Linked DNA regions of Homo sapiens: region 2 is linked to region 1. The links are chromatin loops, found by intact Hi-C in ENCODE. Cell type or tissue: sigmoid colon. All regions are shown on one strand. Each heading gives the region's core, and the rest is flanking DNA. Links, peaks and the distances in the headings are about the cores only.

Region 1 (16,308 bases), core at 3,245-11,244:
GCAGTGGCACAATCTTGGCTCACTGCAACCTCCATCTCCCGGGTTCAAGCGATTCTCCTGCCTCAGCCTTCTGAGTAGTTGGGATTACAGGTGCCTGCCACCACGCCTGACTAATTTTTGTATTTTTAGTAGAGACGGGGTTTCACCATGTTGGCCAGGCTGGTCTCAAACTCCTGACATCAGGTGATCTACCCACCTCTGCCTCCCAAAGTGCTGGGATTACAGGCGTGAGCCACCGAGCCCGGCCCCAGGTGTCCTTTTCTCTTAGCACTAAGCCAACCATGTCAGCTAGGAGGAGAGACAAACCAAGGTGAGTTAAACATGTTGACTGTTTCAAGGGATTGAGTAGGACTTAGATAAAGTGGTGAGGGGGTCCCCTTCTTTCTCTGTGTATTTCTCTTTATTCTATTATTCTGTTTCTGTGTCCCTTAATCTGTGTATACTGTATACTGCTCTAAGTGTTTTCTGGGTGACTCTATGTTTACTTAAAATTGAAAGGTGGATACCATCTGTAGGAGTTTCCTAAGGCTCCTGTAACAAATTACAACAAATTGGGTAGCTTCAAACAATTCATTCTCTCACAGTTCTACAGGCCAGAAGCTTGAAAGCAAGGTGTCAGTAGGGTTAGTCCTGGAGTCTCTGGGGGACAATCCATCCCATGCCAGTGGTTGCTGGCAACCCCTGGCACTCCTTGGTTTGTAGCTGCATAAGTCCCATCTCTGCGTCTCCCTTCACAGGGCTGCCCCCTTTTCTCTGTGTCTTTCTTCTTCTGTCTCTTATAAGGACACATGTCATTAGACTTAGGGTCCATCCTAATCTCAGGATAATCTCATCTTGAGATCTTCAGCTTAATTATATCTGCAAACACACTTTTTCCAAATAAGGTCATATTCGCAGGTTCTGGGTGGGCATGTCTTTTGGGGGGCCACCATTCAACCCACTACATCATCTTAGAGGCAAGAGGGTGAGGTAGGAATGAGTCAGATTTGCTTTTTCAGGCTGTGTCCCTTTCCGTCTCCTTCTGTTCTTTCCATCTTCCCTCCCCCTCCCCACCCCAGCTGCTTTTCAGGGCTGGGAAGAAGGAGTGAGGGTTGAGGCAGAACCTTCTGTGGATGCTTGCTGACAATTTTTCTAGCTAGTCCTAGTGAGATGGTCAGCACAGGCCATTCCCCCTTGGTTTCCCGGTCTGCCTTGGGCAGTGGCTTATGTGGCTCTGCCCACACTCTGCCTATTTGCACATTTGCACCTGGACTCTGATCTCCTGAACCTGACCTGCCAAACCTGTTTCCACCCAACCTGAAGGACTCAGGGAACCTGCTTCTTTCCCTGGGGCCAGGGTTTGGCTTATTCCTTAGATTGGCTGGGCTCTGGGGTGATGGTAACACCAGAAGTGGCTATTTCCAGCTCAGAGCTCCCTCCTAAACACCAGGCCTTTTCATCCAACTGTTTCCCAAAGAGAAGACATCTACCTGGATATTTCCAAAGGCACCTCGAACACAACCCTTCCAGCACAGAACCTGTCCACTATCCTCTTCCCCAACTTGCCTTTCCTCCTGTATGCTTTACTCACTGATCTCTACTTACAGCTCCCCATAAGCCTTGTCACCACCCTTTCACCTCGTGCCTCCCTAGAGTCACCAGATCGGATCTTGCCTCCTACATCTCTCTAAAACCATCTACTTATCATAACCCACTGCCTCTACCCTAGGCCAGACCACCACCCCTTCTCACCAACCTCCCAACTGATCTGGTCTGGAATCTCCACCCTTTCTAATCCACTCTCTGTACTGCAGTCTGAATCATCTATACAAACACCTTACTCCCTGTAACATTCCTTCAACACTTCCCATTGATTCTTTTTCTTGACCCTACAACCTCCACCTCCCAGGTTTAAGCGATTCTCCTGTCTCAGCCTCCCAAGTAGCTGGGATTACAGGCGCGCGCCACCATGCCTGGCTAATTTTTGTATTTTTAATAGAGACGGGGTTTTGCCATGCTGGCCAGGCTGGTCTCAAACTACTGACTTCAGGTGATTCGCCTGCCTTAGCTTCCCAAAGTGCTGAGCGTGAGCCACTGCACGGACCAACCATTTATTTTTATTTATTTTTTTGAGACGAAGTCTCACTTTTCGCCCAGGCTGGAGTGTGGTGGTGCCATCTCAGCTCACTGCAAGCTCCACCTCCCGGGTTCATGCCATTATCCTGCCTCAGCCTCCTGAGTAGCTGGGACTACAGGTGCCCGCCACCACACCCAGCTAATGTTTTGTATTTTTAGTGGATATGGGATTTCGCCATGTTAGCCAGGACGGTCTCGATCTCCTGACGTCATGATCTGCCCACCTCGGCCTCCCAAAGTGCTGGGATTACAGGTGTCAGCCACCATGCCCGGCCTGGACCAAACATTCCTTCCTTCCTTCCTTCCTTCCTTCCTTCCTTCCTTCCTTCCTTCCTTCCTTCCTTTCTTTTTTGATGGAGTTTCGCTCTTGTTGCCCAGGCTGGAGTGCAATGGCGCGATCTCGGCTCACTGCAACCTCCGCCTCCCAGGTTTAAGCCATTCTCCCGCCTCAGCCTCCAGAGTAGCTGGAATTACAGGCGTGTGCCACCACGCCCAGTTAATTTTTTGTATTTTTAGTAGAGATGGCGTTTCACTATGTTGGCCAGGCTGGTCTTGAACTCCTGACCTCAGGTGATCCGCCTTTGCCTCCCAAAGTGCTGGGATTACAGGTGTGTGCCACTGTGCCTGGCCAACCATTTCTTATTCAAATCTACAGTAGTTAAAAAAGAGAAATAGTAGGGTCAGTTAGGTTAACCACCCAGAGGCTCATTTCTGTCCCCATTATGACTTAGTCCCTTTTCTACTACCTAAAGGTAATGTTACTAGAGAAGGAACCTTCTTGTGGAAGCAGCCAAATGGCTGAGCTAGCTCCCCTGTGAGGGCATGAGGGAACTATGGGATCCGAAAACACATACTGCCCGAAACCAAGACCTTTAGGGATTTCATGTTTTTTGCACAGGAGATCTATGGAAGAACCATCTCTATGACTAGAGAAGCTACAGAACTCCCAATTCTGTTTCCTTTCTCCTTGGGGCTCTTCTGCTTTGATTCTTGCCATCATATGCCTACACTTCTCTTGGGTTATGTTCCTCTGCCTTTAAAACCCAGGCCCTCCTTAGAATATGAGACAGACTGGCCTTTTCTGAAAGAATTTTACTAAATAAGAGAAGAAGTTAATGAAAGGAAAAAGAAGAGAGAAATAAATCATGGAAAACACGAACCAACAAGATAAAGTCCCTTTTCCAAAGCCTGGCCTCTGGTTTCAGATTAATTACATTTTAGACCTCCAGGCTCCTGTCCTGGGTTCAGTATGACAGAACTCCCAGACTGTGGCCAGCACCAATCTCTTTTAATTTATTTTTTTTGAGATGAAGTCTCGTTCTGTTGCCCAGACTGGAACACAGTGGTGTGATCTTGGCTCACTGCAATCTCTGCCTCCTGGGTTCAAGCGATTCTTCTGCCTCAGCCTCCTGAGTAGCTGGGACTACAGGCGCTTGCCACCATGCCCGGCTAATTTTTTGTATTTTTAGTAGAGATGGGTTTTCACCATATTGACCAGGCTGGTCTCGAACTCCTGACCTCATGATCCGCCGGCCTCGGCCTCCCAAAGTGCTGGGATTACAGGTGTGAGCCACCGCGCTCAGCCAACCGGCACCAATCTCTTTTTATTTTTTCGCACATATAAAAACTCCATCCCTACGTTGAGACAAAAACCAACTCTCCATTTTACCTATTCACCTAAAGCTTTCTTTTTTTTCTTTTGTTTATTTATTTTGAGACAGAGTCTTGCTCTATTACCCAGGCTAGAGTGCAGGGGCATAAACATGGCTCACAGCCTCTACCTCCTGGGCTCAAGCGATTTGCCTGCCTCAGTCTCTTCCAGAGTAGCCAGGACCATAGGTGCGCACCAACTGGCTAACTTTTTTTTTTTTTTTTTGGTAGAGGTGGGGTCTTGCCATGTTGCCTAGGCTCAAATGATCCTCCTGCCTTGGCCTCCCAAAATGCTGGGATTACAGGCGTGAGCCACCATGCCTAGCCACCTATAGCTTTCTTGCTGCATCCACTTCTCTTCAACTAAATGGTAAAGAACTACCTTGTATGTGGTTCTTTAATTGCAACAACTGTGCAAGGAAATTTCATCCATGGAAGGGCTGGATTTGCCCTGGGATTTCTGGCATGGCCTGAGAGACACTTCTTCCTTAGTGATGAGAATAACTGGAATAGAGAGAAGGGACCTAACGCATATGAAGCGCCCAACAAGTGCCAAACACCTTCTATATTTAAATTTTACCAGGCTGGGCATGGTGGCTCATGCCTGTAATCCCAGCATTTTGGGAGGCTGGGCAGGCAGATCACTTGAGGTCAGGAGTTCCAGACCAGTGTGGCCAACATGGTGAAACCCTGTCTCTACTAAAAATACAAAAATTAGCCAGACGTGGTGATGGGCACCTGTAGTCCCAGCTGCTTGGGAGGCTGAGGCAGGAGAATTGCTTGAGCCTCGGAGGTGGAGCTTGCAGTGAGCCGAATCCGAATCGTGCCATTGCACTCCAGCCTGGGCAGCGAGAGCGAAACTCCGTCTCAAAAAAAATTTTTTTTTCTACCATAAGCCTTTGAGGTAGGTATCAACCAGTAGTCATATTTTGTAACCCCTCTTGAGGCTCAGAGGGGTTAAGTAACTTGCTCAAGGTCTTTATAGTTAAACTGCCAAACTAGGAGTGAAGTTAGGGCTGGTTGATGACAAGTTTGTGGTCTAAACCATGTAGCTAAGAAGGGAGAGGCGCCTTTGCTTTTTTAAAGGTGCAGGCTTTCCACCCGTCTTTGGTTGAAAGGTTTCTTTCAATCTACAAACATTTGCTGAACTCCTTTATGTGTGAACCTCTCTGGAATTAGGACATATAAAAGTTTCACAAAGTCCTTGTATTCAGCTCTTCTGATTCTTTGAGTCCACGATTTGTTGGTATTTATTCTTCAGATACTGAGCATCTACTGTGTCAGCTCAGAAATGTAGAGGACATTGGCCTAGGAGCTGGACATGGAAGAGACTAATATATAGAATCTAGAGCAAAAAACGGTTCTAAGGCCTGCCACCATCATTACCTCCTGCTAGTCCCCTTCAAGTCTTTGAGGCCTTTCATGGGGGGCTTCTGGATGAGGCTGTTCCTAAGGGGACATAGGGAGGAGTTTTCTCGGCATCTTTCACCATTTATTGTGGTTAGCACAGTCATCATAAACACCTGGCAAGAGCACTAAGCTTGGGAAATGAGACAGGCACACAATGAATTAACAAAAACAGGGAAAGATTTCGAAGGAGGAGAAATTGCTTATGAAAAATTAATGGGAAAACATCCTAAAGCTTGTGATCCACTTCTTTGCACTTTATGGTTTCTAGGTGGCTTTTGTACTTGGAGAAACACTGTGGTTCAGAACATTCTAGGCCAGAGGAAAGGGCTGATTCATAATCCCAAAATTGCTGCCAGTTTACTGTGTGATTCCAGGTGAATTATTCAACCCTATTTATGTGTCAGCTCAGAAATGGAGTGATGTCAGTTTTGTCAGAATGTTTTTGGTGGGATCTCTGGTAAATGTTGAATGACAGCTATGCAATGTGTGGAACAGAACACTTTTGCTTTCTTCTTTGGGTCAGAATTTGACACATGGCTCAGAATTTGACACACAGCAGAGAACCCTTGGGAATCTGTGGTTTTCTGGGGTTAAAAAGAAAGCAAGAGACACCTGTTATTTGCATGGTGCTCTGTGTTCCCTGGTTTACAAAGCATTTTCAGATATCATCGCAACTGATCCTTACCACACCTGTGAAGGGGGAACTCACGTCCCCATTTTATAGACGAGGAAACAGGTCATAGAGTCAATGTAATTCAATAGTGCTTTATTTTTTATTTTTATATTTTGCCTCAGCTATGCACAGTTTTTTCATCTCAATACTTTGTGATAAGTGACCATCACAAATGTCATCACCAAACCACCAAAACACAACCTTCTTTTCTGGGGGCACCTCTTAGCCCCGCACAGACCTTAAACCCAGAGTCGACAGCACACAGCTGTGTATCACCACACATTCCAAACAAGCCACCACACCAAGAAATCTTCTTCGTGTTTATTATGCAGCAATGTCTGGGAGTACTTTGGAATGGACTGGCTTCTCTAAAGAAAGTTATTTGTGTTCATTTGGGGGATCGCCAGCTAAGATTCAACGTTGTTTTTTTTTTTTTGTATCTGTGAGAGTAGGAAGGCCGTGAAAACAGAGGTTGTTTAGAGAATTGGCCTGGGACAATAACCATTTAGAAGCTTTAGGCACGTAACCAGTTAAGTGTCCATCGACATGAAACTGATTGAATACAATCTCCTCTGTTTGGGGGTGGTGGTGATTGTGAACTGTAGGGCCCTGTTCCCCCATGGACAAAGGAAGCCCCTCACTCCTAAAGGTCCCTTTTCCCAGCAGAACAGGCCCTGCATATACAGTGCCCGTCTAGAGCCAGGGCCTCCATCTGGGTGTTGGACAGTTGGTTCTGCTCAGCCCAGTTTTGGGGTAAACGATGACGCAGTTAGGGTGGCCTAGGAAGGGAGTTTTTCTACCTCTGTCCCCAGCTGGGTCTCTGGCGAGGCGGGAAGCACCCGGAATCTTCCTGGCCCTAGAGCCTGCAGGCTCCAGGCCGGCCCCTTGAATCTCACCGCGAGGAAGGCACCCTGCTGCCTGCACTTATTTGCATCCAAGAGTTTGCATTGAGACTGGCGCTTGCCTACTAGGGCAGCCACAGGGGGGTTCCCCAGGGACAGAGGTAGGGAAGGAGGACCTGTCTTGGGGTGGACAGGTGACGGGGTACCCTGGGTGGGGGAAGAGGTGCTGGGGAGAGGCTAAGCCCCAGCCCCCACTCTAATTCTCTAACAGCCCCTGGTCCGCATTTGAGTGCAGGCCTCTGCCTCAGCCAGGACCCTGACCCCAGGGCCCTCCACTTCCAGCAAGGCCCCCCACCCTCCCTCCCACTCCCACTCCCTTTCCCCTCCCCCTCCCCCCCAATTCCCGCTGGCCCCGCAGCGCTCCAGCCTCCCCGGGCCTCCCCCGGCCCGGCCCACTCGGCCTTGCTAGCCTGGCGCTGGGGGCGGGCACCAGCCCCCACCCCTCGGCGTACCATCCCCTTTACTTCCCCCACCCCCTGTCCCCTCCCTTCCCTCCCTTCCCCCCCGTGGCGAGGCAGCAGCGACGGCGGCGGCGGCAGCGGCGGTCGCGGCTGAGGCTGAGGAGGAGGCGGCGGCGGCGGGCGGGGCTCGGCTCGGGCTCCGCGGGCGGGCGGGCGGACATGGCGGCCAACATGTACCGGGTCGGAGGTAGGCAGGCTCGGCCCGACCCGGCCCGTGTGGGAGCGGGTTCCGGGAGCGGGGGGCCGGGGCGAGTGCACGCCAACTGCCGGGAGCCAAGGGCGCCGGGGCTGAGGTCGCAGTGGGCTGGGGCGCCGGGGCCCGCAGAGGGGCCGGGACTCCCCACCCCCACCCATCCCTTCCCCTCCCCCCACGCGGGCTCGCGAGGGCCCGGGGCCACCTTCACCCTCGCACCCCGCCCAGTGTTTAGGGCCAGGCCTCTACTTGGGGGTACGAATTACCAGACACCCCCCTCCACGAAACCCTCATCGGGGTAGGGCCCGTCGAGCCCCCTGAGAAGGTGGCCTTCTTGCGTGGCTTCTAGGCGCTGGAGAGGATGAGGGGACATCCCCTCTCCTGCTTCTTCCCCACTCAGTGGGAGCCTGGGGTGGGGGTGGGGGTGGGGGCGGTGGGGGCCCAGCCAGGGGCCCAGCTGGACGGGCCTGTTTGCGTGCCGGGGCCCTGCACCTCCCCTTCCTCGGCCCCCCTCCTTTTCGTTTCTGGTCCAGTCCCCCACGAATGGGGCTTCGTGGGAGCTGGGAACCTCAGCCGGAGGTGGGGAGTTGAGCTCTGCCTGGACGTTTGCTCTGCTGCCTGCCTCCTTCCCAGTCTTCTGCGGAAGAGAGAAATAAGGTCAAACAAACTTTCTCCCTACTCACGACGCCCTCCTCCCTCTTTCCTGGTAAAATAATAATTCAGATAAGTGGCGTGTTTGTATGAGAGACTGGCTCTTCCTTCTCTGCTCATTAGCCGAGCTTCTGATGGATGGTGGTGGGAATGGCCTGGCTAAATGAGGCCACTTTGCAGAAGAGAGCGGCGAAAGAGCCACTAAGATAGACAATAACAATGCAGCTGCCTTTCGGATAAACACACAGTGGGAAGTTTCCAGCAAGCCTATTAGATGAGAGGAAAAGCCACACTTGAAAAATTTTATCCTTTTAGTTGAAAGCCTGCAGCAATTTCTTAATCACAAGACATTAAATGGATCTGGATTAAATATGGTAAAAGGGTAAAAAAGATGCTGATATCACCCCCAGAACACTTTGCCTCTTAGAAGTGATCCCCCGGCCCCCTTTTTTCCTCATCTTCCCAGGTAAAACTGTGGAAAAGTTTGTCAGCGTTCTTCCTCTTAACCTGTTCTGCTCATCTGATTTTTTTTTTTTTTTTTAAGTAGTGATTGAAATGTAGGTTGGACTGTGAAGCCTTTCTCCCTGCTCTGAATGTGTCTTAGGTCAATAGTTTTATGTGAGAAGCAGCCTGCAGGGCAAATTGTATTGGAGGAAAAAGATGTGGAAGTAGTTATAGTACAGAGGACACATGTTTAGCGTGCCCTGACTACACAGTGATAAGAGGTGTCTTTTTTGTTTATTATTAAAGAAATGACGTATTGGGACAGAAGTCTAGGAGAAACTGATAAAACATTAATTGAAATGAAAATGCCAAGAAAATAAAGGTCTGTGAATAGTAGGCACGTGAGAGGATATATTAAGGCTGCATTATTATGTTTGCTTTTACCAGTGAATGAATTATGAGCTTAATTTCAAACGTGAAATGCCTAACATAAAAAGTCTTGGATTGACAAATCTGAACTTTCTGTTAAAAAGATTAAGTTCTGTACTTCCTTTAATTACAGATTATGTCTACTTTGAGAATTCCTCCAGCAACCCATACCTAATAAGAAGGATAGAAGAACTCAACAAGGTATACACTGAGTGTTCTTAATTTTAATATTAAAAATATTTATTTTCCCTTGATGGGTAATTGGGTAAAGGGTGGCCTGGTGTGGGGGCTCATGCCTGCAATCCCAGTAAATTGGGAGGCCTGGCGAGTGGATAGCTTGAGCCCAGGAGTTGGAGACCAGCCTGTGCAACATAGTGAGACCCTATCTCTTATTTTTTTTTAATTAATATAAAAAGTAAAAATATGGCTGGGTGCGGTGGCTCATGCCTGTAATCTCAGCACTCTGGGAGGCTGAGGCGGGCGGATCACCTGAGGTCGGGAGTTCGAGACCAGCCTGACCAACATGGAGAAACCCCGTCTGTACTAAAAATACAAAAAAAATAGTCGGGCATGGTGGCACATGCCTGTAATCCCAGCTACTCGAGAGGCTGAGGAAGGAGAATCGCTTGAACCCGGGAGGCGGAGGTTGCGGTGAGCCAAGATTGTGCAATTGCACCCTAGCCTGGGCAATGAGATAAACTCCGTCTCAAAAAAAAATAAAAATAAAAAAATAAAAATAAGCTGGGTAAAGGGGCATAAGAGATGATTTTACTTTCAGTCCCAGACTCTTTGAAAGATGAGATTTTAGGCTGGGCATGGCGGCTCACCCCTGTAATCCCAGCAATTTGGGAGGCCAAGGAGGGGGTGGATCACTTGAGGTCAGGAGTTCAAGACCAGCCTGGCCAACATGGTGAAACCCTGTTTCTACTAAAAAAGTACAAAAAAATTAGCTAGGCATGGTGGCATGCACCTGTAATCCCAGCTACTCAGGAGGCTGAGGCAGGAGAATCCAGGTGGAGGTTGCAGTGAGCTGAGATCACGCCATTGCACTCTAGCCTGGGTGACAGAGCAAAACACTGTCTCAAAAAAAAAAAAAAAAAAAAAAAAGTTGAGATTTTAGAGAGTTATGCACGATTCTGAATTCCGAATATTCTTTTGCTTTTTTGTTACTGAATATTTAAAAGTGTGCAGATATTTTCAAATTGCTTAGAGCCTCTGAAAGAGCAGTTCACTTATGTAACTCAGACCCTTTTTATGTTTAGAGTCATAATGTGTATTTTTCCCTTTTTAGTGAATTAATATTTTCCTCTTCCAGGTTTAGAAGGAGGAAGCTAGGGAACATAATATTGAAAGGAATTGGCTGGGCGGGTGCGGTGGCTCACGCCTGTAATCCCAGCACTTTGGGAGGTCGAGGCGGGCGGATCACCTGAGGTTGGGAGTTTGAGACCAGCCTGACCAACATGGAGAAACCCCATCTCTACTAAAAATACAAAATTAGCTGAGTGTGTTGGTGCATGCCTGTAATCCCAGCCACTTGGGAGGCTGAGGCAGGAGAATTGCTTGAACCTGGGAGGCATAGGTGGCAGTGAGCCAAGATCACGCCATTGCACTCCAGCCTGGGCAACAAGAGTGAAACTCCGTCTCAAAAAAAAAAAAAAATTGAAGGGAATTTGTAAAATTCTGGACTAGGCTGGCTGGGCACGGTGGCTCACGCCTGTAATCCTAGCACTTTGGGAGGCCAAGGCAGGCGGATCACGGGGTCAGGAGATCGAGACCATCCTGGCTAACATAGTGAAACCCCGTCTCTACTAAAAATACAAAAAAAATTAGCCGGGCATGGTGGTGTGCACCTGTAGTCTCAGCTACTTGGGAGGCTGGGGCAGGAGAATGGGGTGAACCTGGGGGGTGGAGCTTGCAGTGAGCCGAGATCGCGCCACTGCCCTCCAGCCTGGGTGACAGAGTGAGACTGTCTCAAAAAAAAAATTCTGGACTAGGCTAAATTGTCTGTGGTAGCTCACACCTGTAATCCTAACATTTTGGGAAGCTGAGGCCTCAGGATCCTTTGAGTCCAGGAGTTCCAGACTAGCCTGGGTAACATAGGGAAACCCTGCCTCTACCAAAAAAAAATAGCCGGGCATGATGGCACATGCCTGTAGTCCCAGTTACTTGGGAGGCTGAGGAAGATTGCTTGGGCCCAGGAGGTCAAGGCTGCCGTGAGCTGTGATTGCATCACTGCACTCCAGCCTGGGTAACACAGACTGTCTCGAAATTAAAAAAAAAAATTATGGTTTTGGTGTAATAAATATAAAGTAGCTTTGTACCTTTGGCCCAATTAAAATTTTCACATTAAGATTTGTCCGAGATGGTCGTTTATTAGGACAAAAGAAGCCTTATGATTGCAGGAGAAGAAACTTTTGTTTTGTTTTGTTTTTTGTTTTTTGAGATGAAGTTTTCACTCTTGTTGCCCAGACTGGAGTGCAATGGCGCAATCTTGGCTCACTGCAACCTCTTCCTCCCAGGTTCAAGCGATTCTACTGTCTCATCCTCCCAAGTAGCTGGGATTACAGGCATGCGCCACCATGCCTGGCTGTTTTTTGTGTGTTTATTAGAGACAGAGTTTCACCATGTTGGTTGGGCTGGCCTTGAACTCCTGACCTCAGGTGATCCACCCGCCCCAGCCTCCCAAAGTGCTGGGATTACAGGTGTGGGCCACTGCGCCTGGCCAGGATTTATAATGGAGGTACCAGAAAGCAGTCAAGCTGCATGGACCATGGATTTTCTAATGATGTTTTGTTTTCCTCCGATTTTCTAATGATGCTTTGTTTTCCTCCAGACTTCTCTGAGGGTTGTGTGGTTTATGAGACTTCATAGTGTTAAAATCTTTGAGTCTGTCTAGCTAATACCTTTCCCTCAAAATGCCATCTGGTAACTTGTTCAGTTTTGTCTTGAGAAGGCAAGCCTGACCTAGGACATTCTTAGTTTGAAGAGCCTTGAGACCTTGGTTTGTTTTGGGAATATCCCAGGGAATTTGCATTATTTTTATTTTATTCCAGAGACAGGGAGACAGGGTCTCACTCTGTCACCCAGGCTGGAGTTCATTGGTATGATGATAGCTCACTGTAACCTTGAACTCCTGGACTCAAAGCAGTCCTCCTGCCTCAGCTTTCCAAGTAGCTGAGACTACAGGCATGTACCACCATACCTGGCTAATTTTTTGTTGTTGTTGCTATGGATTCTTGCTCTGTTGCCCAGGCTGGAGTACAATGGCATGATCTCCGGTCACTGCAACCTCTGTCTCCTGGGTTCAAGCAATTCTTCTGCCTCAGCCTCCCGAATAGCTGGGATTACAGGCGCCCAACACCATGCCTGGCTAATTTTTGTATTTTTAGTAGAGACAGGGTTTCACCATGTTGGCCAGGCTGGTCTCAAACTCCTGACCTCAGGTGATCCACCCGCCTTGGCCTCCCAAAGTGCTGAGATTACAGGCGTGAGCCACTGCCCCAGCATTTTCTTTCTTTCTTTCTTTCTTTTTTGAGATGGAGTCTCGCTCCGTCGACCAGGCTAGAGTGCAGTGGCGCAATCTCAGCTCACTGCAAGCTCCGCCTCCTGGGTTCACACCATTCTCCTGCCTCAGCCTCCCGAGTAGCTGGGACTACAGGAGCCTGCCACTACGCCTGGCTATTTATTTATTTATTTATTTATTTATTATTTATTAGTAGAGATGGGGTTTCACCGTGTTAGCCAGGATGGTCTCGATCTCCTGACCTTGTGATCCGCCTGCCTCGGCCTCCCAAAGTGCTAGGATTACAGGTGTGAGCCACCGCGCCCGGCTTTTTTTTTTTTTTTCTGAGGCGGAGTTTTGCTGTTCTTGCCCAGGCTGGAGTACAATGGTGCAACCTCCTCTCACCACAACCTCTGCCTCCTGGGTTCAAGCGATTCTCCTGCCTCAGCCTCCTGAGCAGCTGGGATTATAGGCATGCACCACCATGCCCGGCTAATTTTTAGCAGAGATGGGGTTTCTCCATGTTGGTCAGGCTGGTCTCGAACTCCCGACCTCAGGTGATCTACCACCTCGGCCTCCCAAAGTGCTGGGATTACAGGCGTGAGCCACCATGCCCGGCCTCCTTTTCTCAAAATAACTGTGCTACTGCATTTGCCTATGTTAGTTGTCACCCAGGCTGGAGTGCAGTAGCATAGATCCTGGCTCACTGCAACCTCCTCCTCCCAGGTTCAAGTGATTCTCCTCCCTCAGCCTCCCAATTAGCTGGGATTACAGGCACCTGCCACCACACCCAGCTAATTTTTTTGTATTTTTAGTGAAGACAGGGTTTCACCATGTTGGCCAGGCTGGTCATCAAGTGATCCACCCGCCTTGGCCTCCCAAAGTGCTGGGATTACAGGCGTGAACCACTGCACCCCGCCTAATGTTTAAATTTTTTGTAGACGTGGTCTTACTGTGTTGCCCAGGCTGATCTAGAACTCCTGGCCTCAAGCAGTCCCCCATCTTGGTCTCTCAAAGCACTGGGATTACAGGCTGACTGCCTTTGCATTAAAAAAAAATTATTTAGTCTTTGAGACCACCAAGTGAAGAGAATGGCCTCAAGTGTAGATCAGTCCGTGGATGGGAACTGTTGGCATGTGATTCTGATCTTTTATGTTATTGATGTAAGGTATAAGAATTGAGGCAACTCTAAACTATTTACCATATCAGTTTAATTAGAAAGTTAATTACATCGAAATAGAAATCTTGACCTATGAGACCCTATATTCTTTGGCTGTCACTGCCCCTCTCTGACCTCCACTTTCGCTGAAAGCAGGTGGGAGCTCTGCCTTGCTTACTTGGCACAAAGCACAATGGGCTTTTGGCTGTTTCTCCCTGCAACCACCTTAGGAGGACCGTTTATTTGTGTCCGTCCTACCCCTCACCCCTTGCTCTTTTTTCCATATCATTTATCACCTCCAAATATACTTACTGTGTTTATTTTCATTACCTGTCTTCCTAGAGTGTCAGCTGCAGTGATCTTTTCTGTTTTGTCCAGTTATGCATTCTGAGTGCCTTAGAATAGTGGCTGGCACATAGTTAAAGGCATTCACTAAATACTTGTTGAATTAATTAATTTCTGAAATGTCTGATGTTAATGCTTATGTGTACATAGCTTTACTATTTACAAACTGCTTTGATTCATTCATTTTACAAATAAAATTGAGGACCTTCTACCAGCCAGGTACTTTTAGACAGTGAGAATGCAAGGGTGATAAAAAAAAAACAGGTCTAGTGGAGACAGACATCAACCATATAGTCCCACAAGTGAAAGTAAAATTGTAGCTGTGCTAAGTTTAGAAATGTCACAGCATGGTGCTCTGGAAACCTAACCCAGGATTCACGTTTGTTACCCTTTTGAGCCTCACAGAACCTTACACCTTAAGGTAGCTAAATCATGCATTGTTTTCTTGAGGCACATAGTAGCTAAATTATTGGGTTGCACATCTAGGTGAACATAGCTTATTTCACACTCCTTTATCATTTCATGGCCATTCATTTCTGAAATGCCCCCCTCATCCATCCTCACCTCCTCCCTCCGCCTACCTGTTGTCAGCACAGAGTCATCCATGTAATAGCGAGTTTCTGGGACTGGGGTTGTGTTGTGAGAGATGGGATTCTTTGTAATTTCACAAAATGGTAGTTTGAATGGCTAATTGAAATATTTACATAGGGTCTTTATTTCTGAAGGGATGTGAAAAAGACATCTTATTTTAGATAATTCATTAAGCAAATATTATTGAGTACCTGTTTTGTACCAGGCACTATGCTAGGCTCAGAGATAGAATGTGAACAAGATGTACATGGTCTCTACCCATACAGGGTCCACATTCTAATGAGGGAGACACCCGGAAAGACAAGTTGATGGGCATAAAGAAAATAGTAATAGTAATGAATTGTATTAACTTCTAAGAAGGCAAGAACCTTGACATAGAGAATGACAGGTCATTTCCTTTAGGTAGGGTGGAACAGGACATTGAAGTTGAGGCCTAAAGGATGAGGAAGAGGGAACCATGGGAAGAGAGGACGCAGGAGTGTTCTAGATAAAGGCCCTGGGAAGATCAGAGGTGAAATTGGCTAGGTAGGGAAAGTTGTTAACATGATGGGAAAATCCAAATAATGATTTAAAAATACTTGAAGACAGGCATGGTGGCTCAGGCCTGTAGTCCCAGCTGCTCGAGAGGCTGAGGCAGGAGGATTGCTTGAGCCTGGGGGTTTGAGACCAGCCTGTGCAACATAATAAGACCCCCCATCTCTGAAAAAAACCAAAACAAGGCCAGATATGGTGGCTCACGCCTGTAATCCCAGGACTTCGGGAGGCCGAGGTGGGTGGATCACCTGAGAGGAGTCTGAGACTAGCCTGGCCAATGTGGTGAAACCCTGTCTCTACTAAAAGTGCAAAATTAGCCGGGCATGGTGGCGCATGCCTGTAATCCCAGCTACTCGGGAGGCTGAGGCAGGAGAATCGCTTGAACCCATGAGGCGGAAGTTGCAGTGAGCTGAGATCGTGCCATTGCACTCCAGCCTGGGCAACAGTGAAACTCCATCTCAACAAACAAACAAAAAAACCAAAACAAAACCACCTCTAAACTGAAAATACTTACTTTGTTCTGATAGATAAGCTAGGGAAAAAAGGCTACTTGGGAGGCTGAGGCAGGAGGATCGCTTGAACCAGGGAGTTGGAGGTTGCAGTGAGCCGAGATTGTGCCACTGCACTCAAGCCTGGCAACAGAATGGTACTCCATCTAAAAAAAAAAAAAAATATATATATATATATATATATATATATAAAAATGAACTCTTAATTGCTGTAATGCACTTAGTCTCAAACCCTGTACTCATTTCATTAAATGCCATTAACAGTTGCAGACTGGCACTGGGCTGTAGACCCATGAGTAACCATGCTTCAGAAGAATGCTGGAGAGGGTGTGTTTGTAGAGGGGAAGAGGAATATGGTAGCTGTAAGCTACCTAGTAGCTAAGTGAGTGCATGGTCAAGAAGAGACTATTTATTTTGAACTATGCTCCCCGCCCCCTAAGCAGGTTTAAATAAGAATTTAATTAGCTTTGTATAGCATCCCTATTGGAGGAACTCACTAGTGAGGCAGAAAAAAATATGCCTTGAAACTGTTGATTTGGATTTTTTTTTTTTTTTGAGACGGATTGTCACTGTGTCACCCAGGCTGGAGTGCAGTGGTGTGGTCTTGGCTCACTGCAACCTCCACCTCCCAGGTTCAAGCGATTCTCCTGCCTCAGCCTCCCGAGTAGCTGGGACTACAGGTGTGTGCCACCACACCCAGCTAATTTTTGTATTTTTGGTAGAGATGGGGTTTTACTATG
Region 2 (16,308 bases), core at 4,351-12,350, 54 kb before region 1:
CCCGAGTAGCTGGGATTACAGGTGCCTGCCACCACGCCTGGCTAATTTTTGAAATTTTAATAGAGCGTTTCACCGTGTCAGCCAGGCTGGTCTCGAACTCCTGACCTCAAATGATCTGCCCGCCCCGGCCTCCCAAAGTGCTAGGATTACAGGCATGAGCTACCACACCCAGCCCCCTCAAATTGATAATTATTGAAGCTGGATAATGGGGTTCATTTTATTAATCTCTCCACTTTTATATGTATTTGAAATTATCCATAATAAAAAAGTAAAGCCCAGTACGGTGGCTCATGCCTATAATCCCAGATCTTTGGGAGGCTGAGGCAGAAGAATTGTTTGAGCCCAGGAGTTCAAGACCAGCCTGGGCAACATAGTGAGACCCTGTCTCTACTAAAAATAATTTTTTAGAAATTATCTGCATGTGGTGGTACTCTATGCCTGTGATCCCAGCCACTCAGAATGCTGAGGTGGGAGGATCACTTGAGCCCAGGAGGTCAAGGCTGCAGTGAGCCATGATCATGCCACTGCACTCCAGCCTGGGCAACAGAGTGAGACCTTGTCTCAAATATTATATATATATATTTTTTGAGTAAAAATAAAATGTTAACACCTTGGACTTCATTTAAGCTTATTTTTGAATGCCGATTGTGATTCCTTAATTCCTTCAGATTGGATCTGAAAATAGAGAGGTGTAGGCGGGGGGTAACGGATTGGAGATAATTTACTTATTATTATTATTTATTTATTTATTTATTTATTATTCTTTTTTGATATGGAGTCTCTGTCTGTTTTCCAGGCTGGAGTACAGTGGCATGATCTCGGCTCACTGCAACCTCTGTCCCAAGTAGCTGGGACTACAGGCACAGACCACCACACCCAGCTAATTTTTGTAAATTTAGTAGAGACGGGTTTCACCATGTTGGCCAGGCTGGTCTCAAACTCCTGACCTCAGGTGATCCGGCCGTCTTGGCCTCCCAAAGTGCTGGGATTACAGGTGTGAGCCACCGCGCCTGGCCTGTTTTATTTTTTTGAGACAGAGTCTCACTCCATCTCCTGAACTGGAGTACAGTGGTGCAATTATAGGTCACTGTTACCTCGAACTCCTAGGCTCAAGTGGCTTCTTCTCTCTTCAGCCTCCCGAGTAGCTGGAGTAGCATGCGTGATCACGCTTGGCTAATTTTTTAATTTTTTGTAGAGAGAAGGTCTCACTGTGTTTCTGAGGTTGGTTCCCAGCTCCTGGGCTCAAGCAATCTTCCCACCTCGGCTTCCAAAAGTGCTGGGATTGCAGGCGTGAGCCACTGGTGATGGTCTTGCTTTGTCTCCCAGGCTGTAGTAGAGTGGCACAATCACAGCTCACTGTGGCCTTGACCTCCTAAGCTCAAGCAATCCTCCCTCCTCAGGCTCCTAAGTAGCTGGGACTATGGGCATGCATGACCACACCCAGCTAATGTCATTTTTTTATATAGAGATGGGGGTCTCACTATGTTGCCTAAGCTGGTCTCAAACTCATGCAGTCCTCCCACCTCAGCCTCCCAAAGTGTTGGGATTACAGGCATGAGCCACTGTGCCTGGCTGAGAATAAGATTTCTGAAAAAGATACATAAAATAGTTATGAGTGGTTATTTCTTGGTCGAGGGACTAGGAATATGAGGTTAGACATGAGACCTATCTTTTGTTGGTTATTATAAACCTTTCATCTTTTTTTTTAACTGTGTGAAAAGATTATGTTTTTAATGAAAAAAAAAAAGGAAAACTAGGTCAGGTGCCGTGGCTCACACCTGTAATCCCAACACTTCGGGAGACTGAGGTGGGAGGATCACTTGAGCCCAGGAGTTCAAGACCAGCCTGAGCAATATAGTGAGACCCCCATTTCTACAGAAACGTTAAAAAATTAGCCAAGCACGGGGGCGCACACCTGTAGTCCCACCTACTCCAGAGGCTGAGGTGGGATGATGGCTTGAGCCCGGGAGGCAGAGATTGCAGTGACAGAGGTTGCAGTGAGTCAAGATCTCGATGCTGCATTCCAGCCTGAGCAACGGCGTGAGTCTGTCTCAAAAAAAAAAAAAAGAAAGAAAGAAACCTAGTTAAAAAAAATCTGAGCATGTAGCATTCTACCAGATTACCTCTTTTTCCTGAGGCCCATTCTTGCTGGTTTCTGCATCCCCATCTTCTGAGTTACACCTGGGCCAGGCTGGGCACCTGCTGTTCCCTCTGCCTAGAGCACGAACACATTGTCCCAGAGCATTAGGTGGGTCATTCCTTCTTGTCAGTCAAGTCTCAGTTCAAATGTCACTTCCTCAGAGAGAAATCTTTCCCCAGCCACACATTCTAGCATATAAACCTATTTTTTTCTTTCCCTTACCCTATTTTTAAAAATCTAACTTGTCCAAACCCATAGAATCTCCAGCACCAAAAGTGAACCCTATATATGAACTATAGACTTATTTTTTTCTTTTTCTTTGAGACAGTCTTGCTTTGCCACCCAGGCTGGAGTGCAGTGGCACCATCTCCACTCATTGCAGCCTCAACCTCCTGGGCTCAAGCGATCCTCCCACCTCAGCCCCCTGAGCATCTGGGACTACAGGCGTGTGACACTATGCCCTGCTAATTTTTTTTATCTTGTGTAGAGATGGGGTCTCACTATGTTACCCAGGCTGGTCTCAAACTCTTGGCCTCAAGCAGTCCTCCCGCCTCAGGCTCCCAAAGTCCTGGGATTACAGGTGTGAGCCACTGCACCCAGCCTAGACTTTGAATGATTATGATGTGCCAATAACGTAGTTTCATTGACTGTAACAAATATACAACTCTGGTGAGGGATATTAGTTAAGGGGGGAATATGTTGTATATATTTATAATATTATATATTATATAGTATTATATAATATATTTAATATATCATAGATTAAATATATTGTAAATTATATATGATATATATGATATATAATATTAAATATATTAAATTATTAAATATATTATATAATATATTATATATACAACATATATACTATACAACATATAGTATATATGTTGGGGGAAAGGGGTTATACATCTCTGTACCTTCCTTTTGATTTCACTGTGAACCTAAAACTGCTCTAAAAAATAAAGTCTATTTTTTAAAAATCACTTTACTTATTCACCTGTTACTTGTTTTTGTTGTTGTTGTTGTTTTTGTGACGGAGTCTTGCTCTGTCGCCCAGGCTGGAGTGCAGTGGCGTGATCTTGGCTCACTGCAACCTCCACCTCCCAGGTTCAAGCGATTCCCTTGCCTCAGCCTCCCAAGTAGCTGGGACTACAGGTGTCCACCACCATGCCCAGCTAATTTTTGTATTTGTAGTAGAAACGGGGTTTCACCATGTTGACCAGGCTGGTCTTGAACTCCTGACCTCAAGTGATCCGCTTGCCTCGGCCTCCCAGAGTGCCGGGATTACAGGTTAGAGCCACTGCGCCTGGCCTCACCTGTTACTTATTTACCGTCTGTCTCCCACAAGATGCTGTTCACTTCCTTTGAGAGCAAGGACTCTGGGGTCAGTTCACACCAATACTCCCAGTTCCTAGAACGGTGCTTGGCTCCTTGTAGAAGCTCAATACCTATTTGTTGGCCGGGTATGGTGGCTCACACCTGTAATCTCAGCACTTTGGGAGACCAAGGTGGGTGGCTTGCTTGAACCCAGGTGTTTGAGACCAGTATGGGCAACATGGCAAAACTCTGTTCCTACTAAAAAATGCAAAAATTAGCCAGGCGTGGTGGCATGAGCCTGTAATCCCGGCTACTTGGGAGGCTGAGGTGGGAGGTTCAATTAAGCCTGGGGGGTTGAGGCTGCAGTGAGCCATGATCATACCACTGCACTTTAGTCTGGGCGACACAGTGAGACCCTGTCGCAAAAAACAAAAACAAAACAAAAAAAAGTAAAATAAAGGAATAAATAAATATTACTGTTGATTTAAATGCTGTTCTCTGAGTGCTGAACTGGCTATATTAATGTATACATTATATAGTGAGGCTGGAATTGACCAACTTAGGAAATCTAGGCTTTTTCTGAAAAACCACTTCTGTTTTCTTAAATGGTTAGCATTCTGGTAGAGAAGGTCTTGGCACTGCTTTCCCCCCATACCTGCCGTGTCTGCCAGCTTCCCGTGTTTAAAAGCACTGCAGAGCTGGGCACAGTGGCTCATGCCTGTAATCCCAGCACTTTGGGGGGCCAAGGTGGATGGATCACTTGAGGTCAGGAGTTCAAGACCAGCCTGGCCAATATGGTGAAACTCCATCTCTACTAAAAATACAAAAATTAGCTGGGCATGGTGGCACAGGCCTGTAATCCCAGCTACTCGGGAGGGTGAGGCAGGAGAATCGCTTGAACCCAGGAGGCGGAGGTTGCAGTGAGCTGAGATTGCACCACTGCTCTCCAGCCTGGGCGACTCAGAAAAAAAAAAAAAAAAAAAAGCACAGCAGAAATCCTCGTTTAGCTGGCCCCAATCCTGGGTCAATGAGTACCCCTGTTATTCCTTACTCAGCAGATGCTTTAGTCAGAAAAGTTCTTGAGATCAGCTCCCATCATGTCTGGGTCCCCGCCTTCACCCCTTCTGTCCCTGGAGGAAGGAGAAAATGTGAAAGCAGACCAGGACCTACAAGGAGGGAACTGTTCACTATTGAATTGAACACTTCAAATGGGCAAATTGTGAATTATATCTTAATGACACTGTCATGAAACAAAAGAACTGCTTCTTTCCTGTAGTATCTTGGCTTAGAAACTATAGAAAATATGGGGAAAAAAATGTAGAGGGCTGTTGCCCTGGGGGTAGATTGACATCCCTGATATCCAACTGTTTGGGTGCTGGAGATCAGGGGAAGAAGCGTTCCAGCAAAGCAAGCCTTGAGCCCAGACAGGAAGGAAGTGGGAGAGCCAGGCAGAGAGAGGGGGATGCCCCCACTCTGACCCTTATCACATCACAGGACATATTCAAACAGCTGGGCAAGGATTCTGTTCGGAAGAAAAATCAAAGACACTTTCAAACTGAATGGAAGTTCCCCACTGTGTCCTATCCATTCTGCAAAGAGGAGAGCTCCCTTTACCAACATTAATGAACCAAAATTAACTAGTTTAGGAGTTAGCTTTCAAAAACACCTGCTGTTCTTACCCTTCTGTCCCTCTAACAATCTATTTCCCAACCCCACAATCCTAGCCCTCCTCCCACTATGTTCAGTGCTGCTATTTCTGCCTTAGAGGAAAGACTGGGACTGGGTTTGACTGAAGTGAAGTGTATGGCATTCCTGGAAATGATCTTCTCATTGTAGATGCAACCAAAATAGCATTGACTCCACACTTAATAATTGATATACTCTTCAACAGTAATTGCATTTTTCTCCAAAGTGCAGGATTTAAAATACTTTTTTTTTCTCTGGTTCTTAACTGGAGATAAAATGATTCAATTCTGGTGTGTGTGATCTCATTACCTTTCTACGTCAAAAAAAAAAAAAAACCTCAGGCATTTGCCTCAGTTTACTCTGAGATACATGTTCTCACAGGTTGCAAAAAATAATATTTTTGCCGGGCACAGTGGCTTATGCCTGTAACCCCAACACTTTGAGAGGCCAAGGTGGGTGGATCACTTGAGGTCAGGAGTTCAAGACCAGCTGGACCAACATGGTGACACCCTGTCTCTACTAAAAATACAAAATTAGCTGGGCATGGTGGTGCATGCCTGTAATCCCAGCTACTTGGGAGGCTGAGGCAGGAGAATCGCTTGAACCCAGGAGGCAGAGGTTGCAGTGAGCCAAGATCGCCCGTTGTACTCCAGCCTGGGCAACAAGAGTGAAACTCTGTCTCAAAATAAAATAAAATAAAATAGGCCAGGCGCGGTGGCTCACGCCTGTAATCCCAGCACTTTGGGAGGCTAAGGCGGGCGGATCACAACGTCAGGAGATTGAGACCATCCTAGCTAACACAGTGAAACCCCATCTCTACTAAAAATACAAAAATTAGCCCGGCGTCGTGGCGTGTGCCTGTAGTCCCAGCTGCTGGGGAGTCTGAAGCAGGAGAATGGCGTGAACCCGGGAGGCGGAGCTTGCAGTGAGCCGAGATTGCACCACTGCACTCCAGCCTGGGCGACAGAGCGAGACTCCATCTCAAAAAAAATAAATAAATAAATAAAATAAAATAAAAAATAATTATAATAATATTTTCTGTGGAAACCTGAGAAGTATAGCAATCTGGAAGACTGGGAGGGTTTTTTTCTTTTTCTTTTTCCTTTTTTTTTTGTTTTTGTTTTTGTTTTTATACTAGAGATCAACCTCAACTTGATGACTGGCAGTTTTTGAAAGGGATTTGGAGAAGATGCATTTAGGTTGGTGTGTAAGCCTGTCTCAGGCCTGAGTTTGAAAAAAGAGCCTATGGCTCAGCCAAAAATGATGAGAGATGAGTGCCCACTGGAGCTTTCCTAGTTTTTCGGGATTCCACTTCCAGTGCTGTAACTCCATGCTGCCATGTGGCCAAGCAACAGCAGGTCCTCTCCCCAGAAGAGAACCTTCCTCTGACTGCAGGAGTGTTGCCCTCTGCTTAACATTTGCTAGTACTCTATGTCTTCCAAGTAGGATTTTTCCTTTCCAGAGGAAAGTAATCACAAACAAAAATCTTTATAGCAAAGGACACTGAGAAGCTTTTTATCCCCTTTCACTAGCTTCTGTTGTGAGGGATGAAACTGAAAGGACAATTAGAACAAATGTCAGCGTAAATCTCCAAAGAAAGAAGAAAATAAGCTTACCAAGTTTCCTTTGATGATGCCAAGAAGACATTTTCTCCTCTAGATAACAGTGTGTATTTAATTTAGACCATGTCAAGGGATTAGAAAACACTCAACCACTGTACCAGTGGTCTACCTCAGTAACAACAGATACTTATGGAAAGGGAGAAATTGTATATAACTTCCATTGACTCGGCATTAGTTAAGACTTTCAATTTATAGTTCTTTGTGCTTTCACCCTAGTCACCAACTCAAGAATGACATTTATATTCTATATAAACATTCTGAGACATCCTCTACTTACAGGACCCTTAAGAAAACTCCAATTTTAATGGCACCAATCAAACCATCCATCAATTCTCCCAGACTGTGAAAATGCAAGGTCTACAGATAATTTTGCCACTTAATTTAAATCAGTCCCCATGGCATCCCCTATAAAAATGTTCACTCTGCCTTTACTTGCTAACTTGCTAAATAACCAACTGGGCATACGAGAGGCTAGTGTTTCTGGTTACCCATGCAGGGGAAACCCCATTTCATCTTTGTGTTGGCAAGCCCTTTGTTACATGTTTAAGTTACTTTTTGGATATTAAACTATAGTGATTTATTCTGCAAAACCTATTGTGGTTGGAGGGAGTGTGAGGGGAATGAAATGAGCATTACTTGGGATACTGGTCCCTGTTCAGGTTGGGACTGAGAAAGGATTCAGCAATCACTGGGGTGGGTAGGTCAGTCTTTTCAGTTTGACAAATATCCTTGGAACTTAAACAAAACAAAACACTTCCAGAGAGGACCACTAGGAGGTGCTGGGAAGAAAGGGCAATGACTTCACCCAGGAAAAGGGATAGACTCCAAGTGAAGAAGGAACAGACTCCGTGTTAAAGCCTCCTGGCCAATAGTGAGGCCACATCTAAACCTAGCGAGAGACCCAGCTCCATGGAATGGTATAACCAGGCTTATCAAGACCCTCAGAAGTAGTATTTGGCCAGCCACATAGGACAGAGAAAAGGGTAGAACTTCCAGGACAGAGAGAGACAAACACCAGGAGGGACATTTGGAAAACTAGACCCACTTGTCCTGAAGCCCAGAGTGCTGGACTCAGTGAGCCGGGAATGAGGGAGAACTTAAAGGGACAGGGAAGTGCAGGACTGCCACGCCTCCCAGGCTGGCCTGAGGGGCAAACGGGCTTACACCTAGGAAAGCCCTGGAAGGATTTCAGACTCCCATGAAATCCAGCAATGCTGGCCTCCCTCCACTACCTCAAATTGAGACAGACATGAGAGCTCAAAGAATCCCAAGTCTAGGCCAGGCACGGTGGCTCATGCCTGTAATCCTAGCACTCTGGGAGGCCAAGGTGAATGGATCACCTGAGGTCAGGAGTTCAAGACCAGCCTGGCCAACATAGTGAAACCCCATCTTTACTAAAAATGTAAAATTAGCTGAGCATGCTGGTGCGTGCCTGTGGTCCCACCTACTTGGGAGGCTGAGGCAGGAGAATCACTTGAACCTGGGAGGCAGAAGTTGGAGTGAGTCGAGATCGCGCCACTGCACTCCAAGCTGGGCGACGGAATGAGACTCCGTCTCAAAAAAAAACAACGAGAAAAGAATCCCAAGTCTGCAATATGAAAACTGGTCAAATAAGAGTTATCTAAGGAGAAGAAAATTGTGCTTTGTTAGCTCACTATTTATATGATGCTTGTAAAAAATACATATGCTTTTAAAATATTTTTCTTTCTTTTTGTGTGTATGTGGTTTTTTGTTTGTTTGTTTTGAGATAGAGTCTCACTTCATCACCCAGGCTGGAGTGCAGGGGCACTGTCTTGAGGCTCACTACAACCTCCACCTCCAGGATTCAAGCAATTATCCTGCCTCAGCCTCCTGAGTGGCTGGGATTACAGGCGCCCACCACCACATCCAGCTAATTTTTGTATTTTTAATACAGATGGGGTTTCACCATGTTGGCCAAGCTGCTCTCAAACTCTTGACCTCAAGCGATCTGCCCACCTCGGGCTCCTCCCAAAGTGCTGGGATTACAGGCATGAGCGCCCAGCCCCTTTTTTTTTTTTTTTTTTTTTTTTTGAGACAGGGTCTCACTGTTGTCCAGGCTGGAGTACAGCAGTGCAATTTTAAATCACTGCATCCTCATACTTATGGGATCAAATGATCCTCCCGCCTCAGCCTCCAGAGTAGCTGGGACTACAGGCATGCACCACCATGCCTGGTTAATTTGTTTTTATTTTTTATAGAGATGAGGTTGCCACTGTGTTGCCCAGGCTTGTATCAAACTCCTAGCCTCAAGCGATTGTCCTGCCTTGACCTCCCAAAGCGCTGGGATTACAGGCGTGACCCACTATGACCGGCCTAAACTTTTATATTTTTCTTTGGATATGTATGCCTGTGTTTATTTTATTTTATTTTATTTTATCTTATTTTATTTTAATTTTTTGAGACAGAGTCTCGCTCTGTTGTGCCCAGGCTGGAGTGCAGTGGTGCGATCTCGGCTCACTGCCAGCTCTGCCTCCCGGGTTCAAGCAATTCTCCTGCCTCAGCCTCCTGAGTAGCTGGGATTACAGGTGCCCACCACCACACCTGGCTAATTTTTGTATTTTTAGTAGAGACAGGGTTTCACCCTGTTGGCCAGGCTGGTCTCAAACTCCTGACATCAGGTGATCTGCCCACCTCAGCCTCCCAAAGTGCTGGGAATACAGGTGTGAGCCAGTGTGCCCAGCCTATTTTATTTTTTGAGATGGCATCTATGTTGTCCAAGCTAGTCTTGAACTCCTGGACTCAAACAATCCTCCCACCTCAACTTCCCGAGTAGCTGAGATTATAGGCATGTGCTGCTGCATGCAGCTTCTGTGTATTTTATTTTATTTTATTTTTTATTTTTTTGAGATGGATTCTCGCTCTCTCTCCCAGGCTAGAGTGCAGTGGTATGATCTTGGCTCACTACAACCTCTGCCTCCTAGGTTCAAGCGATTCTCCTGCCTCAGCCTTCTGAGTAGCTGGGATTACAGGTGTGCACCACCTCGCTCGGCTAATTTTTGTATTTTTAGTAGAGACAGGGTTTCACCATGTTGGTCAGGCTGGTCTCGAACTCCCGACCTCGTGATTCGCCCACCTCGGCCTCCCAAAGTGCTGGATTACAGGCGTGAACCACCGTGCCCAGTCGTTTCAGTGTTTATTTTATTTTATTTTGTTTTATTTTATGTATTTTTTTTTTTTTTGAGACAAGAGTCTCGCTCTGTCATTCCCAGGCTGGAGTGCAGTGGTGCGATCTCGGCTCACTGCCAGCTCTGCCTCCCGGGTTCACGCCATTCTCCTGCTTCAGCCTCCTGAGTAGCTTGGACTACAGGCGCCTGCCACCATGCCCGGCTAATTTTTTATATTTTTCTCCTGCCTCAGCCTCCCAAGTAGCTGGGATTACAGGCACCCGCCACCACGCCCAGCTGATTTTTTTGTATTTTTAGTAGAGACAGGGTTTCACCGTGTTAGCTCCAGGATGGTCTTGATTTCCTGACCTCATGATCTGCCCGCCTCAGCCTCCCAAAGTGCTGGGATCAGGCATGAGCCACCGCTCCTGGCGCAGTGTTTATTTTAAAAGCTGTTTCTGTAAAAGCTCAGTCAATATTAAAGTAAAGGGAAAGGGATTTTTGACCGCACTTGGATTTTAGGTTGGGAAGAGTAGAGATAAATTATAAAAAATACCAGAAATACTGCAACGTTTTCCTTGGATCTAGGCTTTTTATTAAGCGCAGAAAATGGATACATCTTTATGAAACTCAAAGCTTTTCTGCTAAAGGTCCCAACCCATCTCACTTCCATAGGTGTCCAGGTTACTCCTTTTCTCCTTCCCCAACAATGGTTTTACAGAATTCTAATGTTCACAGGCTTATAAACCCAAGGCAACTGTTATAGTTTTATTGTACAAAATGGCAATATCCTGCACTAGGAAAGAAGGAAATGGCTCACCGGCGGGAACTTAGGTCTAGACTTGGAACTATTGAGGAATGTAGTGGTGACAAGCCCTGCACACAGTTCAGCCAAAGCCTGTTTAAGCAGCTTTAGATATATAGAGAAAACAAAGAAGTCAATGAATATTAAAGTATGCAAAGAAATTAGGAAACCAAAATAGAAACAAATGTAGGCGTGTGCAAAAGTATAGTGCACTTTACCTTAGGTCAGGAAATAATGAAGCATGAAAATGCAGTATCTGCCAGCTGTGGCTGCTCATGCCTGTCGTCACAGCACTTTGAGAGGCCATGAAGGGAGGAATACTTGAGCCCAGGAGTTCAAGACCAGCCTGGGCAACATAGCGAGACCCTGTCTCTATAAAAAATAAAAAATTTGGCCCGGTGTGGTGGCTCACGCCTGTAAACCCAGCACTTTGGGAGGCCGAGGCGGGCAGATCACCTGAGGTGAGGAGTTTGAGACCAGCCTGACCAACATGGGGAAACCCCATCTCTACTAAAAATACAAAAATAAACCGGGTGTGGTGGTGCATGCCTGTAATTCCAGCTACTCAGGAGGCTAAGGCAGGAGAATCGCTTGAACACGGGAGGCGGCGGTTGCAGTGAGCCGACATCATGCCACTGCACTCCAGCCTTGGGGACAAGAGTGAAATTCCACCTCAAAAAATAAAAATAAATAATAAATAATTAGGCTGGGTGCAGTGGCTCACACCCCTAATCCCAGCACTTTGGGAGGCCGAGGCAGGTGCATCACCTGAGGTCAGGAGGTCAAGACCGGCATGGCCAACATGGTGAAACCTCATCTCTACTAAAAATACAAAAAGTTAGCTGGATGTGGTGGCACATGCCTGTAATCCCAGCTACTCAGGAGGCTGAGGCAGGAGAATTGCTTCAATCCGGGAGGTGGAGGTTGCAGTGAGCTGAGATCATGCCATTGCACTCCAGCCTTGGGGACAAGAGCAAAATTCCATCTCAAAAAAAAAAAAAAAAAATTAGGCCAGGCATGGTGGCTCATGCCTGTAATATCCTAACGCTTTGGGAGGCGAAGGAAGGTGATCACCTGAGGTCAAGAGTTCGAGACCAGCTTGGCCAACATGGGGAAACCCTGTCTCTACTAAAAATACACAAATTAGCCAGGTGTGGTGGCGGGAGCCTGTAATCCCAGCTACTCCGGGAGACTGAGGCAGGAGAATTGCTTGAACCCAGGAGTCAGAGGTTGCAGTGAGCTGAGATCATGCCACTGCACTCCAGTGAGACTCTGTCTCAAAAAAAAAAAAAAAAAGAAGAAAAGAAAATACAGTAGAGGCTGGGCGTGGTGGCTCACGCCTGTAATCCGAGCACTTTGGGAGGCCAAAGTGGGCAGATCACCTGAGGTCAGGAGTTCAAGACCAGCCTGACCAACACGGTGAAACCCCTCCTCTACTAAAATACAAAAAATTAGCAAGATGTGGTGGCAGGCACCTCCCAGCTACTCGGGAGGCTGAGGCAGGAGAATCGCTTGAACCCGGGAGGCAGAGGTTGCAATGAGCCGAGATCGCACCATTGCACTCCAGCCTGGGTGACAGAGTGAAACTCGGTCTCAAAAAAAAAGAAAATAAAAGAAAATACAGTTGAGTTGCATGCACTAAGCACCCATATCTTGGCTTTAATACAATTCTCCAATAAAAGGAACTAGGGCTCCTTGGAAAAATAAACTAAGTCTAGGACTAGAATAGGAAATATACAAGATGAACTTAGAGTGTCTTATAGTGCCTGAAAGTAAGGAAATGCTCAAACAGACAAACAAATAAAACAATGATTGGGAAATGTCAAAGCCACAGAAGAACCAACCGAAAGAGCTTCCCATGGCCAAAGCTAGAGCAATTTGAATAACAAAGTAGTATTGCGTTGTAAGCCAAAGTATAAAATAAATATCCAGGAGTCTATACTTATAGAAAAAGACTAAATAAATAAATGGGAAGAAAAGACAAATCTCCATGCAGAATAATTCCAAATCATTGATGTAGCTATTCCACCCTGAAGGAGGTTGATCATAACTCCATACTCCTGAAGTGTAGATTGCTCATAATGACTTCCTTCCAAAGAATATAGTATAGGCCAGGTGTGGTGGCTTACTCCTGTAATCCCAACACTTTGGGAGGCTGAGGCAGGAGCCCAGGAGTTCAAGACCAACCTGGGCAACATAGGGAGACCTCATCCCTACAAATAATTTAAAAATTAGCCAGGCATGGTGGGGCGAGCCTGTCGCCCCAGCTACTTGGGAGGCTGAGGTGGGAGGATCACCTGAGCCTTCGAGGTTGAAGCTACAGTGAGCCATGACTGAGTCACTGCACTCTAGCCTAAGTGACAGAGTGAGACCCTTTCTCAAAACACACACACACACACACACACACACACACACACACACACACACACACACACACACACACACGAATATAGTATGGAAAGGTGGGGGAAGAGTAACTACAGTGGAGAAACCTGGGAAACTACCCCAGCCAGTTGATCAAGGTCACCATCACCAATAATCAGTCATGTTGATCACATGTACCCCTTGATATGATGTGATGAGAATGGCACTTTGCCTCTGTGGTCTTCCCCCTAAAATCTCACAACCCAATCTGATTATGAGAAAAACATCAGACAAATCCCAATAGAGGGACATTCTACAAAATACTTGATCAGTACTCCTCAAAACTGTCAAGGTTATTAAAAAAACAAGGAAAGAGCCAGGCGCAGTGGCTCACAACTGTGATCCCAGCACTTTGAGAGGCTTAGGCGGGCAGATCACCTGAGGTCAGGAGTTCAAGACCAGCCTGGCCAACATGGTGAAACCCCCTCTCTACCAAAAATACAAAAAGTAGCCGGGTGTGATGGCACATGCCTGTAGTCCCAACTACTTGGGAAACTGAAGCAGGAGAATCCCTTGAACCTGGGAGGCAGAGGTTGCATTGAGCCCAGATGGCACCACTGCACTCCAGCCTGGGTGACAGAGTGAGACTCTGTCTCAAAAAAAAAAAAACAAGGAAAGAGCCAGACATGGTGGAACGCATCTTAGTCCCAGCTACTCAGAGGCTGAGGATCACTTGAGCCCAGGAATTTGAGACCAGCCTGGGCAACATAACGATACCTTCATCTGTACAAATAAAAATTCTTTTAAAAATTAACCAGGGCCGGTTACGGTGGCTCACACTTGTAATCCCAGCACTTTGGGAGGCCGAGGCAGGTGAACTCCTGAGGTCAGGAGTTCAAGACCATCCTGGGCAACATGGTGAAACCCTGTCTCACGTAAACAATTTGCCAGGCATGGTGTTGAATGCCTGTAATCCCAGCTACTCAGGAGACTGAGGTGGGAGGATGGCTTGCGCATAGGAGGTGGAGGTTGCAGTGAGTTGAGATCACGCTGCTGTACTCCAGCCTGGGTGATAAGAGCCAGACCTTGTCTCAAAAAAAATAAATAAAGTGATTGAGTTCAAGGAAAACTTAAACACAATTTAGGGTAGCAGGGTCATGACAAGTCTTAAGAATGGTAAATGTCCTAGAGCCATTTTCAGCAGTAGTTGCCCTATGGAACTGAGTGTGCCTCAGTCTCCCTTAATGCTCTGCTCCAGCCTCTGTGCTACAGTCTAAGTGTTTGTGTTCCAAACCCTGCACCTGTAGGCCCTCTTTAGATCTCCCGTTCTTTTCCAATTGTCCAGAGGACCTCTCCACCTGAACATTCCACAGGCACCACAAAATCAACTTGTCCCAGAGCAAACCAATGACCCTCTTTATTTCCTGTCTTGTTGAACTGTACCACCATCCACCTGCTTCAGTTGTGCCCAGCTTCATGCTTCAAGATGCTGCCCCCATAAGCATAAGAGAGCAGTGGGGTGTAATGAGCAGGCTTCCCAGGATTGCTTCCTTCGTGACCCTTATGAATCATTTATACCTTTTCCCATCTCAGGTCATCCATCATTGGCTCTCACTCATTCTTTTGTTCCTCCTTTTTTTTTTCTTTTTGAGATAGGGTCTCACTATGTTGTCCAGGCTGGAGTCCAGTGGCCTGATCATGAACCTGCTGGGTTCAGGTGATCCTCCCACCTCAACGTCCCAAGTAGCTAGGACTACAGGTGTGCACCACCACACCGGGCTAATTTTTGTATTTTTTGTAGAGACAGGGTCTCCCTATGTTGCCCGGGCTGGTCTCGAACTCCTAGCCTCAAGCGATTCTCCTGCCTTGTCTTCCCAAAGTGCTGGGATTACAGGTGTGAGCCACCACGCCCAGCCTGGTTCCTCTTCCACCTAGCCTCTCCACCCCAGTGGAGCTCCCTACTGCTGACCTCAAGTTCTCGACTTTGATAAATATCTCTTTCCTCTCTCCCGGCATCTCTTAGAACTAACAAATGGCAAACTCCTTGTTGGCATCACATCTCTGGGGCTTCCTGTGGTAGGCAGCCTGTAAGGTGACTTCTTGTGTAATCACCTCCCCTTGAGTGGGGATTGGACCTAGTGGCTCACTTCTAATGAATAAAATACAGCAAAAGGGATGGGATGTCACTTCCAAGATTTGGTTACAAAAGCCTGTGGCCTCTTTCTTGGACATATCTGTTGCTCTCTTCTTGGCTCACTCTGAGGGGAGCCAGCTGCCATGTTGTGAGCTGCTTTTTAGAGAGGCCTACGCAGAAAGGAACTGACATCTCTGGCCAGCAATCAGAGTGGACCTGAGGCCTGCCAACAGCCACGTGAGTGAACTTGGAAGCAGACCCCACCCCATCGGCCTAGTGATGATTGCAGCCTTGTGAGAGACCCTGAGCCAGGGGCAAACAGCTAAGCTGCACCCAGATTCCTAACCATAGAAACTAAGACAGTAATTGTTGTCTTAAGTCATTAAGTTTTGGGGTAATTTATCACATAACAATAGATAACTAATACCTCCTAAACCCTTGTACCACCTTCATGGGCAACTCAAACTAGTTGTAGTACAATGTTACACATGGATTTCCATATTATTACACAGGGCCATGGACCCGGGGCACACAGAAAGGAAGGGTGGCTCTCAAAATAGGCAGAGCCCTTTCCTCTCATTAATTCAAGCCAGTTTGAGAAGCCCTTTGTCAGACTGGCTAATCTAGGCTGGATAGTGTCCAGATAACTGCCCCTGAATCTTTCTCTCTTTTTTTTTTTTTTTTTTTTTGAGACAGAGTCTCACTCTGTTGCCCAGGCTGGAGTGCAATGGCACAGTCTTAGCTCACTGCAGCTTCCGCCTCCCCGGTTCAAGTGATTCTTCTGCCTCAGACTCCTGAGTAGCCGGGATTACAGGCACCTGCCATCATGTCCAGCTAATTTTTGTATTTTTGTAGAGATGGGGTTTCACCATGTTGGCCAGGGTGGTCTTGAACTCCTGACCTCAGGTGATCCACCTGCCTCGGCCTCCCAAAGTGCTGGGATTATAGGCATGAGCCACTGTGCCTGGCCACACCTGAATCTTTCTAAGGCAGCAAGCCAAGCTGTACAAGTCCAAGTCCAAATAAATACATAATTTCCTAACCTTTCCAGTTGTGTGATAGAGGCAGCCTCAGTAGTCTTCCTAGTCCTAAAGCAAACTGGGGAGACTTGGAGA

What was found. Hi-C counts contacts between places; a loop is a spot of excess contacts. Peaks named below come from ENCODE experiments on the same cell type or tissue, not always from the same donor. Only the 100,000 strongest peaks of a DNase experiment are listed, where the experiment ranks them.
Region 2: a loop joins it to region 1, with 2.8 times the contacts of the local background. A loop is called at or near these places in 11 of 110 quality-filtered maps.

Annotation. Positions count from the first base shown.
Region 1 is chr2:42,561,376-42,577,683 of GRCh38, forward strand. It overlaps MTA3 (metastasis associated 1 family member 3), which reads left to right and starts at 7,257. Exons shown (of 17, transcript NM_001330442.2): 1 at 7,257-7,398; 2 at 9,062-9,129. The coding sequence starts at 7,371. RefSeq lists enhancers at 6,505-6,644, 10,309-10,835 and silencers at 6,885-6,934, 6,995-7,044, 7,315-7,474, 7,535-7,614. In sigmoid colon, for the core only: no CTCF peak of the experiment used is centred there; DNase peaks (open chromatin) are centred at 6,726, 7,336 and 7,966; H3K4me3 peaks cover 2,216 bases; H3K27ac peaks cover 1,713 bases.
Region 2 is chr2:42,505,891-42,522,198 of GRCh38, forward strand. It overlaps a transcript of MTA3 not described here. Among named protein-coding and RNA genes, the nearest start is that of KCNG3, 20 kb to the left of the region's middle. In sigmoid colon, for the core only: a CTCF peak has its summit at 7,539 (motif pointing right); no DNase peak of the experiment used is centred there.